Regions from separate parts of the Homo sapiens genome. Here region 2 is linked to region 1. A link is an interaction called in ENCODE POLR2A ChIA-PET data of the cell type or tissue named here. Cell type or tissue: OCI-LY7. All regions are shown on one strand. Links, peaks and the distances in the headings refer to the core of each region. The heading gives the core; the rest is flanking DNA.

Evidence for each region. ChIA-PET counts read pairs that join two places held together with the same protein. Peaks named below come from ENCODE experiments on the same cell type or tissue, not always from the same donor. Only the 100,000 strongest peaks of a DNase experiment are listed, where the experiment ranks them.
Region 2: POLR2A ChIA-PET joins it to region 1 with 10 read pairs; 6 of 35 experiments call an interaction of 5 or more read pairs at or near these places.

Annotation. Positions count from the first base shown.
Region 1 is chr12:116,661,420-116,669,754 of GRCh38, reverse strand. It overlaps LINC03088 (long intergenic non-protein coding RNA 3088), which reads right to left and starts at 8,211. Exons shown (of 2, transcript XR_007063473.1): 1 at 7,509-8,211. LOC124903028 (a long non-coding RNA gene) reads left to right here and starts at 6,926. Exons shown (of 3, transcript XR_007063474.1): 1 at 6,926-7,615; 2 at 7,809-8,071. RefSeq lists enhancers at 3,411-3,962, 6,363-6,987. In OCI-LY7, for the core only: no CTCF peak of the experiment used is centred there; no DNase peak of the experiment used is centred there.
Region 2 is chr12:116,562,994-116,571,328 of GRCh38, reverse strand. All of the region lies in intron 1 of MAP1LC3B2 (microtubule associated protein 1 light chain 3 beta 2), which reads right to left. Among named protein-coding and RNA genes, the nearest start is that of MAP1LC3B2, 7.8 kb to the right of the region's middle. In OCI-LY7, for the core only: no CTCF peak of the experiment used is centred there; no DNase peak of the experiment used is centred there.

The DNA.
Region 1 (8,335 bases), core at 250-8,249:
ACACACTGTGCATGCGGACCCTCCTGAATGCACAGGTCCCCGCTCATATGGACAGCCCACCCCAAGGAAGAGTTAGGAAGAAGAAATGCAGACCCCGGAACCAAGCCAATGTATAAAACCCCAGGTCAAGGGTTGGACAACACACTTGGGTCTCTCAAGTCACCCACTTGGTCCTCCTCTTCCAAGTGTACTTCCTTTTGTTCCTGCTCTCAAATGTTTTAATAAACTTTTACTCCTGCTCTAAAACTTGCCTTGGACTTTCACTCTGCCTTATGCCCTCAGCTGAATTCTTTCCTCTGAGGAGGTAAGAATCAAGTTGCTGCAGGCCTGTATGGATTTGCCGCTGCTCACACTGATGGTAGATGGATTTCTGAGATTGACTTTGGTATGAGGTGAGTGAGAAGGCATAACCTTGAAAATGAGGGTTGAGGCTATTTGTAGATTTCTTAAGTGCAGTGTTAAAGACTTTCAACTTTATTTGGTAGCCAGGGGGATCCCTTTGCTTTCTCTGTACTCAGTGGCCTAGAGCAAGGATTGACACACTTTTCCTAGGAATGAGCAGATAGTAAATATTTCCAGCTTTTCGGGACACACGATCTCTGTTGGAACTACAGCCAGCCCTCTCTATCCTCAGGTTCCGAATCCAAGGATTCAACCAATTGCAGATAAAAAATATCAAAAACAATAAAAATAATAACTAAAATAATACAAATTAAATAACAATACAGCATAACAACTATTTACACTGCATTTACATCGTATTGGGTATTGTATCTAGAGATGATATAAAGTATACAGGGAAAATTTAAAGTATACAGGGGTATATGCAAGTACTATACCATTTTATATCAAGGACTTGAGCATCTGTGGATTTTAGTAATCTGGGAGGTCCTGGAACCAATCCCCCACGGATACCGAGGGACAACTGTACTCAACCCTGCCACTAAGGCACAAAATGAGCCATAGACAATCTGTAAACAGGTGGGCATGGCCATTGGCCAATACAACCTTATTCATAGACACTTTACTTTTGATTTCATTTTATTATTTAGAGACAAGATTGTCTTGCTCTTGATAAAATAAAAACTTCAGCTGGATTAAATTTAAAGTAGTTTAATTGAGCAATGAACAATTCAGAAATTGGGCAGCCTCCTGTGCCAAGGTACGCTCAGAGACCCCAGCGCAGCCATGTGGTGGATGATTGGTGGACTGAAAAAGGAAAGCGAGGTACAGAAAATGGATGTGAGGTACAGACACAGCCGGACTGGTTACAGCTCGGCGTTTGCCTTATTCGAACACAGTTCAAACAGTTGGCTACATTTATTGGCTAAAACTTGGTGACTGGCACAAGTGTAGGCTACGGTCAGTTTACACCTTCACTTTTTTGTTGAGACGGAGTCTCGCTCTGTCGCCCAGGCTGGAGTGCAATGGCGCAATCTGGGCTCACTGCAACCTCCGCCTCTCGGGTTCAAGTGACTCTCCTGCCTCAGCCTCCTGAGTAGAGTAGCTGGGATTACAGGTTCCTGCCACCACTCCTGGCTAATTTTTGTATTTTTAGTAGAGATGGGGTTTCACCATGTTGGCCAGGCTGGTCTCGAACTCCTGACCTCAAATGATCCGCCCACCTCGGCTGCCCAAAGGTCTGGGATTACAGGCGTGAGCCACCGCACCCGGCCTCCTCCACTTATTATAGTCCATGATGTACAGAGAAACCTTTAGGCTGAACTTAAAATATGTAAGGGGGAAGCTTTAGGCTAAACTTTAACTCTGTCACCCATGCTGGAGTGCAGTGGCGCAATCATAGCTCACTGCAGCCTCAAATTCCTGAGCCCAAGCCATCTTCTCGCCTCAGCCTCCTCAGTACCTGGGACTATAGGCACATGTCACTGCATCTGGCTAATTTTTTAATTTTTTGAGTGACAAGGTCTCACTATTGCCCAGGCTGGTCTCGAATCCCCGGGCTCAAGCGATCCTCCCACCTCAGCTTCCTGGGATTACAGGTGTGGGCCACCAAGCCTGGCCCATGTAATTTTTATGTGTCATCAAGTATTATTCTTTTTTGACTCCCCTCCAACTCCAACCATTTTATTGATTGATTGATTGAGACAGAGTCTCACTGTCTCCCAGGCTGGAGTGCAGTGGCATGGTCTCGGCTCACTGCAGACTCTACCTCCCAGGTTCAGCCGATTCTTGTGCCTCAGCCTCTCGAGTAGCTGGGATTACAGGAACCTGCCACCATGCCCAGCTAATTTTTGTATTTTTAAAAGAGACAGGGTTTTGCCATATTGGCCAGGCTGGCCTCAAACTCCTGACCTCAGGTGATCCTCCTGCCTCGGCCTCCCAAAGTGCTGGGATGACAGGTGTGAGCCACCACGCTGGGTCCCCTCCAACCACTGTAAAATGTAAAAACCATTCTTAGCTTGCAGGCAGTAGACCTGCAGCCAACAGTTTGACAACTCCTGGCCTAGAGGGATACAGGAAATATGGAAGTTGAAATTTGGGGTGTTAAAGTTGTCAGCTGTTCCTGGCTGACTACAGACTCTTGCCTTCTACCTTCAGCTTGTCAGTAAAATGGGAATAATTCTAAAACAAAGCTCTGGAGATGGGGGTTTAGTGGGGTTGGGAGGGGCAAGTTCTGTTGGAACAGTCATGAATCACATTTCAGAATATCAAGTATCATGAATGCATTTCACCATTAGCACCGTCCCTCAGGCTGGAGCATGCACGAGTCTAAAGATGAATGTGTCCAGCCAGGCGTGGTGGTTCACACCTATAATCCCAGCACTTCGGGAGGCCAAGGCGGGTGGATCACTTGAGGCCAGGAGTTCGAGACTGGCCTGGCAAACATAGTGAAATCCCATCTCTACTAAAAATACAAAAATTAGCTGGGCGTGGAGGCACGTGCCTGTAATCCCAACTACTCAGGAGGCTGAAGCAGGAGAATAGCTTGAACCTGAGAGGTGAAGGTTGCAATGAGCCAAGATTGTGCCATTGAACTCTAGCCTGGGTGACAGAGTGAGACTCCGTCTCACAAAAATACAAAACAAAAAACCAGACGTGTCTGATAGGGAACCTGGTGACATCCTGAAAAACTCAGGAGAGGGAAATGGAGTCATGGTTGGTTCAGGATCTTTGGGAGTGTTTTCCCAGTGTGAAACTCACTTGAAAGTAAAATCAAAACCAAACTATTTTCTCTCCTGTCTTTCCTTATGGAGGAATTGGCGATCCCCATTCGGGCCCTTGATCCCCCACCTCTGCGTCTCCCTGTGTCATGCGCATGTATAAGTGGCCCTTGTGGATTGCTGCCTGGCCGAGTGTTCTCATGGCACGTTGTATTCCACAGGCCCGGTTTACCCCGCCACAGCTGCCTGGAAGACCCTTCTAATGCCTGCGCTTGAAAAGACACACTCTAAGCCATCCTTTTCCCTCCAATCCCTACACAAACGCAAATGATAATTACACAGCCAGGAATGCTCAAAGGGAACATTTGGTTTGGGTTTGCAACTCGGAGACCCACAAATTCCAGGAAGAAACTAATAAAATATCAACCTCGAATCTCACCACTGACTCAGACCTCTTTCCTCTGCAAGCCTGTGGGCCCCTGACCTGTGCTCATGGCTCCGACTGTCATCAGCTGCTGTTGAATTTGAGGGGGCACAGAAGGCCATTTTAGAGAGCCACAGCTCCCAAAGCACATTCGGGAGGTCATTCATCTTTCCGGAATCTCTGCAAACAGGCACATCATGCTCCTTGTGCTGGTTTCTTTCCCCCCTCCTGGCATGGTGCGGCTTGGGCCTGGATCCTGCATTTTATAATTTGTTGTTCTGTTTAGCCGTTGCTCCCACCCCACCCTTGTTCTTGTTTTGTTCGATTTCCTTCCTCTCTTAGGCTGGAATTATTCCGGTAATCATGAGAGAATCAAGGTGCGGCGTTTCAATCCGTCACTCCGTAGTTGCCCATCCCCCCCAAAGGCAGTAGATCTTGTGACAGCCGGGACGGAAAGGAGCTGGCTGGTCTTTCCTGTGTCCTTTCTGAGTTCTGTAAGAACCATAGGTCTTACAGACCCATTTTCATTTTTGTCCCTTCAATCCTGGGATGTATTTGCTTCTGACAAAGTCGATTAGCCTTGTTGAGAAGATGTTTCTGAGTGGATCCACTAGACATAACCTCCCCTCCAGGGTCCAAACCATATCTTGTATTTATTTCTCCCATCGCCCCACAGTGCCTGAAATAAGATAGTATTCTAAGGTCATGTACTGACTGAATGGACAAATCCAGTTATTTCACAGGTTACGCTGTTCACCCCAACCCTCATTGTCTGTTCCTTGGGCTTTTATCATAATTTCGTATTTCGCCTTCCCATTCATTCTATGGTCTTCTCAGATGTTTCTGTCCATAACTTCCACATTCTGGCTTGTCAGTTTGATGGGGCTTCTGACATTTGCAGCAGGGAGGCCTGATAGGCTGATTTTTCTGGACTGTGTGAGGTTGAGGTGGCATCGCATTTCTTCATGTTCATATTCTTCAGTGTCATTCACAAGATCTGGCTCTGAGTAGGAACTCAATGTGTGTTGGGTGAATGAGTGAGTGAATGAAAAAGGAGAAACTTTTTTTTTTTTTTTTGGAGACAGTATCTCCCGCCGTCACCTAGGCTGGAGTGCAGGGGCATGATCTTGGCTCACTGCAACCTCCACCTCCCAGGTTCAAGCGATTCTCCTGCCTCAGCCTCCTGAGTAGCTGGGACTACAGGTGTGCACCACCATACCCAGCTAGTTTTTGGATTTTTAGTAGAGATGGGGTTTTATCATCTTGGTCAGGCTGGTCTCAAACTCCTGACCTCAAGTGATCAGCCTGCCTTGGCCTCCCAAAGTGCTGGGATTAGAGGCATGAGCCACCACACCCAGTCAAAAGTTCTTTAACCCTACCTGCCTCTAGCTTTCTAATCCCAGCCAAGATGAATTCTTACTTCAAGCAAAATTGTCGTGGTTCAGCATTTACCTACATTTACTGCCAAATCCTCCCCAAAAGAGAGATCCAGAAGGGTCCCAAAGTCAAATGAGTTTGAAAAATGCTGTATATTCTGGCCAGGCGCAGAAAAAAAAAAAAAAAAGAAAAGAGAAAAAAAAAGCTGTATAGTCTTTCCATATTCAGAGAGTCACTGCACACTCTGGCATTTAAAGTCTCTGAGACATTCCATATTTAGAGACTTACTTCATTTTCTTTAATCCTGAATTTCCAAAACTCATTTGACCATGGAATATTTGCTTCTCAGAACATCTTCCAGAACTAATTTTCCAAGATTTGAAAGCTTAATATATATGCCTTGTATCCTTATTTGTAACATATAACATATAATAACAATGCATGAAGCCTCGGTAGAATTCTTAGCTGGCGGCATTGAATGTATATTTAGGTCATCTCTAAGAATGAATGCTCGATCCATAAAAACATGCATTAGTAATGCAGACATGCACAGAAGTGGACATATTAAAATGACACAGATGTACGCATCAGTGCATTCTCACAGATCCCTGCAATGCAACAGCCACCAGTAGACCTGTCTATGTGCTCATTCATTCATTCAACAAACACCATTCTGGGCACTGGGGATATAGCAGTGAGCAAAGCAGACATAGTACCTGTGAGCAGAAGGGGGCTTACCTTTTCCATGTGGATACAAACAAATAAACTTGATAGAGACCGGGTGCGGTGGCTCACGCCTGTAATCCCAGCACTTTGGGAGGCTGAGGCGGGTGGATCACTTGAGGTCAGGAGTTCGAGACCAGCCTGGCCAACATGGTGAAAACCTGTCTCTACTAAAAATACAAAAGAAATTGGCTGGGCACGATGACGTACGCACTTGTAGTCCCAGCTACTCGGGAGGCTGAGGTGGAAGAATCGCTTGAACTTGGGAGGTAAAGGTTGCAGTGAGCAGAGATTGCGCCACTGCACTCCAGGCTTGGCGACAGAGCAACATTCCGTCTCAATAAATGAGTAAATAAACCGATAGAATTTGGAATTCCAACATATACTAGGAGAAGTGGGTCAACTCTGTGTCCTCATTCTTAAAGGACACTGTTAGGATCTATAATGGTCCTTCCATGCTTACAAATAGATTGCTCTATGAAATAAAATTGTTTCTGTGGAGGCAGGGGCTTGCCACAGATATGATTTTATAGAAACAATGAATTATGGACCTAATCTGTATACATTTTAAAAATTTAAATATACAGCACTCCCATTTTCTAATAAATGTACCTATTCTTTTCTTGGGTGTTGAAATTTCATTTCTAACTGATCTTTAATTCATAGTGAGATAGAACAGTTCAGCTTTAAAGCCCCCTCCTCCACTGTAGGTAGTTACTGACTTTTAAATAAAAGCTGAAATGCGCAAGGGTAGCAGAGCAGGGAGAGGTGGGGAGGGGATCTGTCAGCAACACTGGGTGCTAGGGACCTCTTTCAACAAACTCTTCTCCCCAAACCTGTTTTGTCTGAGAGTGGGAAACATGGGGACTGGCCGGGTGCATGTTGAAAAACCTCCCAGGTGATTCAATTAACATCTCCTTTTCTGGTTAAGAACTTAGAACCCACAGAGAGAAAAAATCATTGAATCGCTCAGGATGATCTCTGTGCAATGCAGACAGAGACATACATTGCCCGCAGGTGTCCACTTTGCAAACAGGACTTTGTTCCTATTGGATTTTCTTAAAGCAGGGCACCTGGGAGAGAGCCAGGGACTCGCAGACACAGCTGCCTAGGTACCAAAGAGGCAGTGCCTGCTGTCTCGTGCCTGGACAGGCCGGGGAGCTTCCTGACCTCTGCCCGCAGCCTGCACGCCCGTCTGAATAGCCTTGGCGGAAGAGGGGGAGGAGGAAGGACGGACAGCTCGTCTGCGTGGAAGGCAGCAAGCGCAGATGTTTTCAGCAGCAGATGGCAGACTCCAGCAGAGCCCTCCACAGCCCTCTTGGCCCCCGCAAGGCAAGGAGAAAGGAGAGGGCGGGGGAGGCTGGCCCAGCTCCTCTGAGCTGGGCCTCCAGCAGCACGCTGTGCGTGTGCCCGCATCGCATTCACATCTGCTCTCCCCCTCCCAAGTATTGATCCCGGGCCCAGAGTCTAGAGGCATCTCGGAGGGCTCAGGCTGGCTGTGGGCTTCCCAGCGCTCCTGAACGATTGCTGCCTGGGGGCTGTGCTGCTGCATTTCTGAACAGCCACGGAGCGGGATACTCTTGAGTTCCACGTGGGCCACTAAGTAGGGGAGGGAGCAACTGTTCACAGGTCTCTGGGCCCTTAAGAACCCCAAACTGAGGCCCCTTCAGACCTGGGAGAGGAAAAAAGAGGCCCAGAAACGTGGCCTGGGCACAGCAGAGGCCCTATCCTTACTCTCAACGAAGGGTGCCATTTCCAGGCAGGTGAAACAATGGCGGGTCGGGGGTGAGTGAAAGGATGGAGAAAAACCGAGGTGGCAGAGAGAAGAGGGAGAGGTAGAGGGGATGGCAGGCAACACCCACCTGGCTCCTGTGCTCACAGCGCAGCACCCCTTACCCGTCAGCCTCTTAGCGAGCTCTGCTGCACCTCAGAATCCTCCTTAACCCAGCTCTTCAGGAAGCCACCGCTGGTGAGTTGGGGTCTGCGCTGAAGAGGGAGAGCTGGTGATATGTTGGTCCTAGCTCTGACTCAGTGGCCTCTGTACCCCGGATAGTCCCTTTCTCCTCTCGGGGCCTTAGTTGTCCCAGCTGGAAAAAATAAACACCACCATCTCCTGGGTATTAATTAGGTCTCTCTTCCTCTTGGGCTGAACTTTGAAAAAGCCAGGAGAAGCCGCAGTGTGTCCTGTTGTGTCCGGAATTGGTGGGCTCTTGGTCTCACTGACTTCAAGAATGAAGCTACGGACCCTCGCGGTGAGTGTTACAGTTCCTGAAGGCGGCCTGTCCGGAGTTTGTTCCTTCTGATGTTCAGATATGTTACAGCCTTCCGGTGGGTTCGTGATCTCGCTGGCTCAGGAGTGAAGCTGCAGACCTTCGCGGTGTTACCGCTCTTAATGCGGCGAGTCTGGAGTTGTTCGTTCCTCCAGGTGGGTTCGTAGTCTTCTCGCCTGACTTCAGGAGTGAAGCTGCAGACCTTCACGGTGTTACAGCTCACAAACGCAGCGTGGACCCAAAAAGCGAAAGAACAAATCTCCCACAGAGCGGAAAAACACCCCAGCCAATTGCTACTGCCAGCTCCGGCAGCCTGCTTTTATTCTCTTGTCTGGCCCTACCCACATCCTGCTGACTGGTCCACTTTACAGAGAGCCAATTGGTCTGTTTTACAGAGAGCTGATTGGTCCGTTTTGACA
Region 2 (8,335 bases), core at 151-8,150, 98 kb after region 1:
GCAAATGCTGGGTTTCCTTACTGCAGGACTTCTCAGAGCCTTTAAAATGCTAGTGTTTTACTGTGCACTTCCAAGAGGAAGACGTGAGTGGGTTTCCCACCTTTCCTCAACCACAGAAGCCATTATGGGCAGAGCTTTTCCAAGATTGTTATTCCATAGTGTACTCTTCAGAAAAAGCTGGACTACATGGTCTTAAATATGTCCTTAGATAAAATCAGACCCTTACAGAATTGCAGCTTTAAGCCGTTTGTTTTGGCCACTTGTAGATTTTCTTGTATTGAACCTCCCTTAACCTGAATTGAGGCACATTACAGAGAAATCATGGTATAAATATGCTATCATTTTTATCACAAGGAAGTTGCAATAAAATTGCAACCGATAGAAGAACATTTCTTATATACCTTGTTACTCACACAAACTGTGTTTTCCCAAGTGATCAGTTGCCTTACACAGGTGCTTCTCGACTTATTAATACATCCTGGTAAACCTATCATACGTTGAAAATGCATTTAATTCACCTAACCTACCAAACATCATAGCTTAGCCTAGAGTATTACTTTGTTTTCATGTGGCTGATAAAGACTTACCCAAGACTGGGTAATTTATAAAGAAAAGAGGTTCCACGTGGCTGGGGAGGCCTCACAATCATGGTGGAAGGCAAAAGGCACATCTTACATGGCAGCAGGCAAGAGAGAATGAGAGCCAAGTGAAAGGGGGAACCCCTTATAAAACCATCAGATCTCGTGAGACTTACTCACTACCACCAGAACAGTATGGGGGAAACTGCCCCCATGATTCAATTACCTCCCATTGAGTTCCCCCACAACACATGGGAATGATGGGAGCTACAATTCAAGACAAGATTTGGGTGGAGACACAGCCCAACCATATCACCTAGCCTACTTTAAACAAGCTCAGAACACTTATATTAACCTACAGTTGGGCAAAATCATCTAACACAAAGCCTATTTTATAATAAAGTGTTGAATATCTCATGTTTATTGAATGCTGTACTAACAGCAAAAAGCAGAATGGCTGTATGGGTACTTGAAGTACAGTTTCTACTGAATGCATGTTACTTTTGCACCATCATAAAGTTGAAAAATTATAAGTTGAGCCATTGTAAATTGAGGATCATCTGTATGCAACCCTGTGAACTTTAGTAATGAGGGTATTTCCCTCTTTGCCCCTTCTTCTGAGCCACTGACAATAATGATATACAACTTTGTGGGTATGCATTTTGGGTAGTGATTTTATTTTATTTTATTTTATTTTTGAGATGGAGTCTCACTCTGTGGCCAGGCTGGAGTGCAGTGGCGCGATCTCGGCTCCCTGCAACCTCTGACTCCTGGGTTCAACCAATTCTCCTGTCTCAGCCTCCCAAGTAGCTGGGACTACAGGTGCGTGCCACCATGCCCAGCTAATTTTTGTATTTTTAGTAGAGACAGGTTTTCACCATGTTGGCCAGGATGGTCTCGATCTCTTGACCTTGTGATCTGCCCACCTAGGCCTGCCAGAGTGCTGGGATTACAGGAGCGAGCCACCATGCCTGGCCTGTTATCTTTTATTTTAACATTTTTCCTAGCTTTATTTTTACTTTATCCCCATTTCTTTGATTTGCATTTTTATTTTGTTGTATTGAGGTATGTATATAAGCGCCATTCTACTTCTTTGTTGAAATGTAGTGGGACATCATGATAAAATAAACACATACCTACGTGCATATTCCAACTAGCATATATTAAATACATAGTTACATACAAGGTAGCTGCTAGGGTCTTAAGGAAATAGAGATGAACAAGTTATGGTCCTTGTCCTTGAAGGATTTACAGTTTTGCCAATGAAACAGATGTTAAGTACATTGCCACAATCCACAGGCCCAAATAACAACTACTACGTTGTGGGTTAAGTAGTAAGAGAGGTATGTTTAAAGTGCTCTGGATAAGCCAGAGAGAATGCATAGAAAGACCACATAGAGACAGGAGGAGATGCCTGAGGACCCCCAGCTATTTTAGCTCCCCACTGTTTAGGTCTCTTCAGCATCAATCTCTGGACAGCTTCTGGACAGGTGAGTGAGCAATTGTCTTAGTCTGTGTTCTGCTACTATAACAGAATATCATAGACTGGGTAATTTCTAGAGAAAAGAAATTTATAAAGAAAAGAAATTGGCCGGGCGCGGTAGTTCACACCTGTAATCCCAGTACTTTGGGAGGCCGAGGTGGGCGGATCATGAGGTCAGGAGATCGAGACCATCCTGGCTAACACCGTGAAACCCCATCTCTACTAAAAAAAATACAAAAAGTTAGCCAGGCGTGGTGGTGGGTGCCTGTAATCCCAGGTACGCAGGAGGCTGAGGCAGGAGAATGGCGTGAACCCAGGAGGCGAAGCTTGCAGTGAGTGGAGATGCGCCACTGCACTCCAGCCTGGGAGACAGAGATTCTGTCTCAAAAAAAAAAAAAAGAAAGAAAAGAAATTTATTTCTTACAGTTCTAGAGGCTGGGAAGTCCAATATCAGGGTGCCAGTGTCTGGCAAGGGCCTTCCTGCTGCATCATAACATGGTGGAGGGCATCACATGATGAAAGGGCAAGAATATGTGTGTCAGCTCAGGCCTCTCCTCCTCTGCTCATAAAGCCACCAGTCCCATCATGGGGGCTGCACCCTGATGACTTTATCTAATCCTAATTACCTCCTAAAGGCCCCACATCCAAATACCATCAACATATGAACTTGGAGATCTAAGTTTCCAGTACATGAAATTTGGGGGACACATTCAAACCATGCAGTAATCCTTCAGGTGATTCCAGCCCCAGCCTGAAGTGGAGCCAGAGGGCATCCCCCAAGCTCTGCACAAATTACAGACTTGTGAATAAAGTACATGTTGTTTTAAGCTAAAAACTGAAAAGATTTTAAAAAGTGCTATGAGGACCCAGTGAAGGAGCAAATAAGTCTGCAGGGCAGAGAGACAGGAAGAAGAGTGGGAAAAGCTCCAGAGATTGTTAGGCTGTGGCCACATGTGAGGTTCAGGGCATTCGCTCACTTGAAAAGATATGCCAAATTGTGTGTACGTGTCTGTGCATTCTTTTTTTTGAGAAAAGGGCCTGTTACTCTCAGCAGATTCTCAGAGATGTTCATAATCCACAAAGGGTCGCATCTATTGCCTTGAAAGGATCAGAGACAATTGCCAGGACGACAAAGAATGGAAAAAGAGCTGCAAAGCTATCAAGGCATTGGAGTCTGGTTTGGCAAAAACATAGGTTAGGCCTGACTGGAGATTCACATTTACTCACTTAATCATTCTTTCGTTCAACAAATAATTTACTGAACACCTAGTGCAGATCAGGCATTGTGCTGGGCATCTGAAACACAATGGGGAACATGATCGTTTGTCCTTTTCAAGAACTCGCAGGCTCCAGACACTTCCCCAGAAGGTTTTCCTAATCCCCAAATCCCTTCCCACTGTTCTATAAAATGAGTCTGTCATTCCTCCTCTAAGTGTTTTGGGTTCCATTTTCTTCTCTCCTGGCAACCGAAACCCTTAGAGGGTTTACATATATATATATATTTTTTTATTTTTATTTTTTAGACAGAGTCTCACTCTGTCACCCAGGCTGGAGTGCAGTGACACAATCTCGGCTCACTGCAAACTCCACCTCTGGGGTTCAAGCAATTCTCCTGCCTCAACCTCCTGAGTAGCTGGGATTACAGGCATGTGCCACCACACCTGGCTGATTTTTGTATTTTTAGTAGAGACCTGGAGTCAACATGTTGGCCAGGCTGGTCTCAAACTCCTGACCTCAAGTGATCCACCCACGTCGGCCTCCCAAAGTACTGGGACTACAGGCGTGAGCCACCGTGCCTGGCCAAAAAAAAAAAAAAAAAGATTTGCAAAGCAGTCAACAAGATACAAGTGACTAAAACTCTCCCAGGAATTAATTTTATAAGCTCATTTTGGTCTTTTCTCAATCAGCATGAAATTACCATGATTTCTTTCTTGAGAAAGAAATAAATCCCCTCAAGGAATAAAAAGACTTCTTTCTAAGTTGAGAACCTGAGGGTGGACATAGCTAACATGTAAAGCTGGAGAAAGGAGTTAGCCATGGGATAGGAGGTGCTTTTACTTGCCTATAATTTCAATTTGAATCTTGGTGGTGTGCAAACAGCATCTCTCAGCACTCTAAATCTCCAAAAACCCAGGCACCTTTGAAGACATGAATTAGCCAAAGAGCTAACTTGCTTTCCTTACCTCCTTTGTCCTTTCCCCTCCCTCTCCCTTCTCTTCCTTTCCGTTTCTCTTGCTTTCAAAATTATTCTCAAGACATACAGAAAAGTTTTATCCTGCAGTTTTGAACTCAATTCTTTTTTTTTTTTTTTTTTTTTTTTTTTTTTTTTTTTTTTTTGAGACAGAGTCTCACTCTGTGGCCCAGACTGGAATGCAGTGGCACGATCTTGGCTCTCTGCAACCTCTACCTCCTGGATTCAAGCAATTTTCCTGCCTCCGCCTCCTGAGTAGCTGGGACTACAGGTGCCCACCACCACGCCCAGCACATTTTTGTATTTTAGTAGAGACAGGGTTTCACCATGTTGGCCAGGCTGGTCTCGAACTCCTGACCTCAGGTGATCTGCCTGACTCGGTCTCCTAAAGTGCTTGGATTACAGACATGAGTGACCACACCTGGCCTCAATTCTTGTTTTTTTTTTTTTTTTTTTTTTTAATCACTGACTCACAGTTCCACGTACTGTATCTCAGATTTTTCATCTCTGAAATGGGTATGATCATACAAGAAAACAACATTTGTGGATATTTTAAGGATTTGGGGTGTTTTGTTTTGTAGAGGTTACACACACACACACATATCTGATTAGCCTCTAGGCAGAGTGGGGACACAGAAACTTCCTCACAACAATCTAAGCAGAGAACATCTTCTTCCTTTACCTGCTGGTGCATTTGTCAATATATTTGGTTGAATTAATCTGCTTAATAATCTAGCCTGCAGCTACCTCAGACTCACTCTTGAAACACAAAACACAACCTTCTCTTTCAGGCAAGGTGCTTCCAACTCCTGGTAGTTATGAGTAGTGGGAAAAGAAGAAATGCATTTTGCTGCATGTTTTGTTCCCAGGACACAGGTTCAAGCTTGCCCTTCACCCCCAAGCAAGTTTTATTCTCTGGAAATCTTCCTTGAACATTGGCAGGCTCAGAGAATCTCTGTTCTCGATGAGCTATAAACTGGCATTTCTGGCCTGATGAGAAGTTTGTTATTGTCTAGATGTTGCTCATAAAATGGATTTGTTGTGGAGAAAGTCTGTCTGTGTTGGAGGGGAAGGCAGAGATGTCAGGGGAAAGAACGAATTCATGCAGCCTTGTGGTGAAATAGCAAAAAGAAACCTCACGGCTCTGAGTTCAAAAGCCAACCCTACTTAAAGATTTTGTGCTTTCGTAAATATTGCTTTCATAAATATTTTGTAATGTGTCTCTGTTGTTTTTGCCTGCCAAGGGGCCAATCTCCTTGCTTCTGGAAGGAGCAACCCAGTTTTGCTTTGGAATCTGTCCTCCCACTATCGTATATCATCTTGGTAGAATCATTAACCAAAGTGTCTTGTCCTCCTCTGGCCAAGAGGTAAGCCCATGACTGTGACTAGACCATATATCTCCTCCCAGAAATTTGAGTCTTGAAGGACCCCATGGGCATGGAGCTAATTTGTCCAGTCATCTATGTCCTGAAGAGACTGTTTCTTAGTTCTCCCGTGATATGGTTTGGCTCTGTGTCCCCACCCAAATCCCATCTTGAATTGTACTCCCATAATTCCCACATGTTGTGGGAGGGACCCAGAGGGAGATAACTGAATCATGGGGGCGGCTCCCCCATACTGTTCTCGTGGTAGTGAATAAGATGTGTGAATGAGATCTGATGGTTTGATAAGGGGAAATCCGTTTCGCTTCGTTTCTCATTCTCTCTTTTCCTGCCTCCATCCATGTAAGACATGACTTGCTCCTCTTTGCCTTCCACCATGATTGTGAGGCCTCCACATCCATGTGGAACTGTAAGTCCATTAAACCTCTTTCTTTTGTAAATTGCCCAGTCTCGAGTATGTCTTTATCAGCAGTGTGAAAACAGACTAAGACACCCTGGATCTCCAGAGTTTCTGTGGTCTCTGTCCCTTTTGAGGACTATTCTTTGGCTATTACTTCTTTTTGGTGAATTCCCCTAGGCCCTTCCAATATGTTCCTTTTTTAAATTTTTCTTTCTTAAGTTATCAGGGTGAACTTCTTCTGATTCTGGCCATGATGAAGGAATTGGTACCAAAGTTGTTTTCCAGCTGTACACAACTGGAAAGCCAGACCAAAGATATAAAACAATTGTTTTTCAGAGATTGGGCCACAGGTAGTGTAGAACTATGAGGCCTGAAAGAAGGGATGCAAATCAAGTGAGCCCAGTGATCACCCTGGCTTTCTGCCTGGAAGAGCTTTTTAGACTGCAGCACAGGGAGGAGGATCCCATGCAGAGCACAGTGGCCTCTCTGAGTTGAAGAGAGAGATTATAATATATGGAGGTTGAAAAGGCTGAAATTTGTGACGCAAAGTCCCAGGCAAGATGGTGTTATATGGACACATAGTGCCAGAAATCTGCACAGGGGACCACTTGAGTCACTGGCTAAATACTAAGTTGCTCAGATATTGGGTAAAATGATACAAGACTGTCAAGGAACTGCTATTGGAGAGGTATAAGCTGAATAATTCCAAGAGCTCTCATGGGACTGGGGGACATTCAAATCTTAGCAAGCCAGAATGGGAATAATTTGTTGAACATCCAAGGCATTCATTAGAGACCACTGTGAGGCTACACCTTTCTTGTAGGCCTAAGCCAGCTTTAGATAAGAAGCTTCTCTAGAGCCACTGCAATAAAGCTTAAAAAAAAGCCTTAAAAAAAAAAAATCAAGCTGGTCAATGAGTAACTCAATTGCCTCCCAAAACAAACATCAAAGGAAAATAACAAAACCCAGGCACTCAGCTGCACAGCATCTACATTGTCTAGCATCCAATGAAAACTTACTAGACATCTAGAGAAGCAGGAAAATGTGACCCATTATCATGAAAAATACCAGTCAATATAAACAGACCCCAAATGACAAAGATGATGTAATTAACTGACAAAGATTTTAAAAGTTATTATAAATATGTTCATAGATCTAAAGAATATAAACATAGTGAAAAGTGGAAGCTATAAAAAAAGAACCAAATGTATCTTCTGGAGATAAAAAATACAATATCTAAAATAAAAATTTGCTGGGTGTGGTGGCATGCACCTTTAGTCCCAGCTACTTTGGAGGCTGAGGTGGGAGAATTGCTTGAACCCAGGAGTTTGGGGCCAGCCTGGGCAACACAGCAAGATCCCATTTGTTAAAAAATAAAATAATAATTTACTAGATGAGTTTAACAGCATATTAAAGACTGCAGAAGAAAAAAAAATCAGTAAATCCAATGACATAATAATAGAAGTTATTCACATTAAAGAACCAGGAGAAACAAGGGCCAAAAAAATAAATAATCAGAGTGTCAGGGGCCTATGCAACAATAACAGAAGATCTATCCTACGAATAATTGCAGTTCCAGGAGGAGAGGATGAAAATAAAACCCTGAAATAATAATGGCTAAAAATGTTCCAAAGTTGATAAAAACTATAAAGTTACAGATCCAAGAAGCTCAGCAAAGCCCAGGCAAGATAAACACAAAGAAAAGAACATCAAGGCACATCTTAATCAAATTGTTTAAAACCAGCAATAAAGACCAAAATCTTAAAAGCAGCCAAGGTAAAAATACATATTACATACAAAGAACCAAGATAAGAATTATCACTGATTACTCCTTAGAAACAATGCAACACAGAAGACAATGGAATAACACCCTTAATGCATTACATTTGAAAACAAAAACAAAACTGTCAACCAAAAGTCTGTGTCCAGTGAAAATATATTTTTTAAATGAAGGTGAAAGAATGTTTTACTGACAAAAAGTGGTAGAATTTATTACCGGTAGACCTACACCATATGAAATATTAAAAGAAGTTCTTTACCAGGTGTGGTGGCTCATGCCTGTAATCCCAGCACTTTGGGAGGCCGAGGTGGGCAGATCACCTGAGGTTAGGAGTTTGAGATCAGCCTGACCGACATGGAGAAACCCCGTACTAAAAAAATACAAAATTAACCAGGCATGGTGGTGCAGGCCTGTAATCCCAGCTACTCGAGAGGCTGAGGCAGAAGAATCGCTTGAACCTAGGAGGCAGGGGTTGTGGTAAGCCGAGATCGCGCCATTGCACTCTAGCCTGGACAACAAGA